Linked DNA regions of Homo sapiens: region 2 is linked to region 1. A link is an interaction called in ENCODE POLR2A ChIA-PET data of the cell type or tissue named here. Cell type or tissue: endothelial cell of umbilical vein. All regions are shown on one strand.

Region 1 (2,500 bases):
TCTTGGTCTCTCAAAGTGTTGCGGGTGGCATGAGCCACTGAGCCTGGCTTCATGGTTATGTCTGGCTGTCCAAAGGTCATTGTCTAAATGACACCACTATCAGGCATGGCCATTCATCCATTCAATGGACTTTAAGAAATATAAATGATTAAAGTTCTGAACTCTGACTCACATGAACAATTCCAGGCAGGGCTGCCACATTGCCAATCTGTTTCATGGCTGGCAGGAAGCCACCAACACCTGAAGACAAAAATTGGGTATTAGAAAAGACAACACACTTGATTTTTAGCATGAATTATATTCATGTTTTTAGACTGTATAACGTGAAGAGGTAGTCATTAGGGCTACTAAGACAACAAAGCCTAGAAGGATGTTTGAGATGCAAGATGGAAGGGAGCTCCTTTTAGAGTCACTGTAAGTATTGCATGAGATAATCTCTGCAAAGCACCTAGTAACATGCCTGGAATATAGTAAGTGCAAAACAAATGGTAGGTCACTTGCTATTATTGTTCAAGGTTAGCTGAGAAACAAGTTCTACCCAGCTTCAAATTCCAGATGGAGCTTCAAATCCGTTCTATAACGCCAACTGGCTGACAATGTGATCACAAATAAGTAAGTGCTTTTGGTCTTACTTTTAAGTTGTAATCACTCCTTGACAATATTTCAGAATTATAATTATTTGAGTTGCCACTTTTTCAGGCCACAGGGAAGGCACTACCGTACTAACACAAGTGAAACTCTAATGTACTTACCACCACCTCGACAGGCATTCCTTAATTCCTCAAACATCAATTTCTCCAGAGCATCATTCACATAGAAAACACCTTCAACCTAGTACCAAGGAAAGTGAAAAGCAATGTCTGAGTACATGCGCGGCAAGTGTAGGCACTGGACAGAATGCACTGTATGCAATATTTACTGTGCTTTACTCTTTACCAAACACTTTCACGTTACCTTAAGCACACAGAAAACTTCCTATCAAAGACTACGAGCTGCTCCCATCGGAAAATATACCTTAAGAAAAATTCTGCAATGTTCACAAATTGTTTTGTTTATTCTCATACCCTCAAAACCACATTTAAGAATTCAACAGATTCAGCATCTTTTTGTGATAAAGAAAAATCTTCCAACTATACTCTCACAAAGCCCAAAGGTCTTAATCCTCAAGCTTCAAAAATATCAATGGTTTTTTGAAAATTAAAAAAAAAAACCAAATGAATCAAAAAGTCCAATTCTAAACATAAAACGTAGTCATCTAACCTAGTATGTTTATTCTGTGTTTAAGCCAATAGCAAATTACATTTTATTGTGCTCTAGTGGTGACTTACAAATCTCTAGTTAGGTAAATAGTGAGAAGAAAAATTTAACATGCAGCTACGTAGTTGTGTGCTCAGTTCTGAAAGCTATATAATTTTTTAAAAAATCTATAATTTTAAAGCTTGACAATAGAGGCAGCACACAGAAGGCAATGGACGACATACTTATGTAACACTAAAGAGCAGAACATTTTTATCACAGGTCAAATATTGTGAAAGAGCTGTCCAGTAATGGAGAACCAAAGATTTAACACTTAATCAATTGAATGTAGTTTTTATCAGAAAGATGACTTCATCACCATTGCATAAATAACAATTTAATACCCACTGATGGAAAATATTTCCAGTATAATTTCTTAAGGGTCACATTTATTAATTCACCAAACATTAACTGAGGATTTACTATGCATGAAGCACTGTCCTGGGCACTAGGGGAGATAGAAAGAATATAAGATCTTCCTTTCAAGGAGCTCCCAGTACACAATACAGCTCTTATATACTTTTGTTTTTTTTTTTTGAGACTGAGTCTTGCTCTGTCACCCAGGCTGGAGTGCAGTGGCATGATCTCGGCTCACTGCAAGCTCTGCCTCCTGGGTTCACGCCATTCTCCTGCCTCAGCCTCCCGAGTAGCTGGGACTACAGGTGCCCGCCACCACGCCCAGCTAATTTTTTGTATTTTTAGTAGAGACGAAGTTTCACGTGTTAGCCAGGATGGTCTCGATCTCCTGACCTCATGATCCGCCCATCTCAGCCTCCCAAAGTGCTGGGATTGCAGGCGTGAGCCACCGCACCCAGCCAGTACAGCCCTTATATTCTGATAAGAATATCAGAGTGCAATGAAGCAAGTGCCATAACATTAAGTACACAGTGCTATGGAAGAATCTGATGAGGAAGTGCCTCAACAGTCTAGGGAGCTGGGAGAGGTTTCACAGAGATCCTGTAGAGCTGGTTCTTTGAAGACAAGAGACATCACTGGCGCAGCAGAACATCTAGGAACTAAACGCAAAAATGACGTAAAGATGGGAAGGGAGTGTTTTAAGGGAATAAAGAGAAATTTTTAGTCCAACATGTGGGTCTTGGGGGAGAAATGGAGATTTAGTAACAGATGATTATCTGTGTGAAATTCACTGCTCTCATATGGAAGCACAATTCACGCTTAGAAGTCAATAGCGTTTTAAGAGCAA
Region 2 (2,500 bases), 78 kb before region 1:
CTCTGGTGTGTGTGTTGGGGGCTCTGGTGTCTGTGTGTTGGGGGCTCTGGTCTGTGTGTGTTGGGGGCTCTAGAGTGTGTGTGTTGGAGGCTCTGGTGTGTGTGTGGGGGGCTGTGGTATGTGTGTTGGAGGCTCTGATGTGTCAGGGGGGCTCTGTGCGTATTGGGGACTCTGTTGTGTGTGTGTTGGAGGGCTTTGGTATGTGTGTTGGGCCCTGTGTGTATTGCGGGCTCTGGTGTATATGTTGGGGTCTCTGTGTTGGGGGGCTCTGGTGTGTGTGTTGGGGGGCTCTGGTGTATATGTTGGGGGCTCTGTTGGGGGCTCTGGTGTGTGTGTTGGGGGGCTCTGGTGTATATGTTGGGGGCTCTGTGTTGGGGACTGGTGTGTGTTGGGGGCTCTGTGTATTGGGGCTCTGGTGTGTTGGGGGGCTCTGGTGTATATGTTGGGGACTCTGGAGGCTCTGGGGTGTGTGTGTGTGTGTGTTGGAGGCTCCACTGTGTGTTGGCTCTGGTGTGTATGTGTTGGGGGCTGTGTGTGTCTGTGTTGGGGGCTCTGGTGTGTATGTTTTGGGCTCTGTGTGTGTTGGGGGCTGTGGTGTGTGTGTGTGTGTAGGAAACTGTTGTGTCAGGAAGCTCTGGTGTGTGTGTTGGGGGCTCTGTATTGGGGCTCTGGTGTGTGTGTTAGGGGGCTCTGGTGTGTGTGTTGGGGGCTCTGTGTGTATTGGGGGCTCTGGTGTGTATGTTGGGGGCTCGTGTGTGTGTTGGAAGCTCTGGTGTATGTGTTGGGGGCTCTGGTGTGTGTGTTGGGGGCTCTGGTGTGTGTTTTGGGAGGCTCTGGTGTGTGTGTGTGTGTTGGGGGCTCTGGTGTGTAGGTGTTGGAGGGTCTGCTGTGTAGGAGTGTTGGGGGCTCTCCTGTGTGTGTGTGTGTTGGAGGCCTCTGGTGTGTATGTGTTGGAGGCTCTGGTGTGTGTGTGTTGGGGGCACTGGTGTGTGTGTTGGGGGCTCTGGTGTGTGTGTTGGGGGCTCTGGTGTGTGTGTGTGTTGGAGGCTCTGGTGTGTGTGTGTTGGAGGCTCTGGTGTGTATGTGTTGAAGGCTCTGGTGTGTGTGTGTTGGAGGCTCTTGTGTGTGTTCGAGGCTCTGGTGTGTCTGTGTGTTGGAGGCTCTGGTGTGTGTGTTGGGGGGCTCTGGTGTATGTGTTGGGGGCTCTGGTGTGTGTATTGGGGGCTGTGTGTTGGGGGCTGTGTGTGTGTTGGGGCACCAAGGCACATTGTAGGTGCTCTGGGAGAGCCTCTCCCTGGCTGTTTGACTTTGGACACGTGCTTTGGCCTCTCTGAGCCTGAGTTTCCAGCAAAATGGCAAGAAAAACGCCGCTGGCGAGATGGCGGCACGGGGGAAATGGCCGTGCTCTGCAAACTCCCTCGCGCCCCAGTCAGCTCCCCTGGTCTCCAGGAAATACCAAAATAAAGATCCTGCTTGAGGACAATGAGAATTATTTTGTGCTTTATAGGGCGCCGCATAATCTAAATAATGACACACGGAAACTTTGTTTCCTTCAGGAAGAAGCTGGCGGGCAACCCAGCTATAGTAAAAGGCAAGCGGTGGGGTGGAGATGACAAAGCTATTTGGTGCCAGCTATGCCCAGCGGCTTCTGGCAGACAGGACAGTGCCTGCTGTGTTGCTGGAGCCCACGGATTGTACCTGGGATGGGGACGTGGGCATGGGAAGCAAGGGACATCGCAGGAGCGACAGGCGGAGGGCAGGACACGCAGCCCACATCCGAGGCCAGATCCCATGCCCCTCGGCTGCCCTGATCCTCTCGCGGCTTCCAGACCCCATTCGCCCTGGGGTTCCTCCTGCCACGGGTGGGGGCTGCTCCTCCCCAGGCCCATTGCAGTGGTCTCTCGGGGCATCTCAAACTCAAGACACTCCATGCTGCTGAGCCCAAAGCCACATCTGCCCCAAGGTCCCCATCTTGGAAAATCTCCCAGGCTGCTCAGCCCAGGGGCCCAGACATCCTCCTTGGACCCCCACCTCCTTCTCAGCCCCCACCCCAGGCCCTGGCCAATCCCATGGACTCCACTCCCTGGTGCCGGCCCCTCCCCACCACCACCCTCGGCCAAGCCGCAGACATGGCTGCAGCTCGTGAGACAGTGGCAGCCTCTCCGGTGGACTCCCAGCTCCCTTCCCAAAGGCAAGTGCCTCCTGTCACTCTCCTCGAGGGCACCCTTGTCCCTGGACTAAGAAGCCCACATCTCACCATGGCCCTGCACAGTCAGACCTACTTGCATCTGCCACCCGTCCCCTCCTGCACTTCCTCCCCCACACTCATGCCACCTGACTGCCCTTCAGATGGATGGATGTGCGGCTGTCTCTGCCTCAGTGCCTCTGCACATGCTATTTCCAGTGCCTGGACCACTTACTTCCCACTTCCTCCCCTGGTCTCTTCCAACTCCGACAGGCTCATTCCTTTCCATCCTACAGATCCCAGCTGCCCCGAGAG

The links. Peaks named below come from ENCODE experiments on the same cell type or tissue, not always from the same donor. Only the 100,000 strongest peaks of a DNase experiment are listed, where the experiment ranks them.
Region 2: POLR2A ChIA-PET joins it to region 1 with 5 read pairs; 1 of 35 experiments calls an interaction of 5 or more read pairs at or near these places.

The regions. Positions count from the first base shown.
Region 1 is chr22:32,408,003-32,410,502 of GRCh38, forward strand. It overlaps RTCB (RNA 2',3'-cyclic phosphate and 5'-OH ligase), which reads right to left. Exons shown (of 12, transcript NM_014306.5): 2 at 753-831; 3 at 173-240. Among named protein-coding and RNA genes, the nearest start is that of RTCB, 3.0 kb to the right of the region's middle. In endothelial cell of umbilical vein, no CTCF peak of the experiment used is centred here; no DNase peak of the experiment used is centred here.
Region 2 is chr22:32,329,990-32,332,489 of GRCh38, forward strand. All of the region lies in intron 1 of LOC107985561 (a long non-coding RNA gene), which reads right to left. It also overlaps a transcript of SLC5A4 not described here. Among named protein-coding and RNA genes, the nearest start is that of RFPL3, 27 kb to the right of the region's middle. In endothelial cell of umbilical vein, no CTCF peak of the experiment used is centred here; a DNase peak (open chromatin) is centred at 1,512; H3K27ac peaks cover 1,735 bases.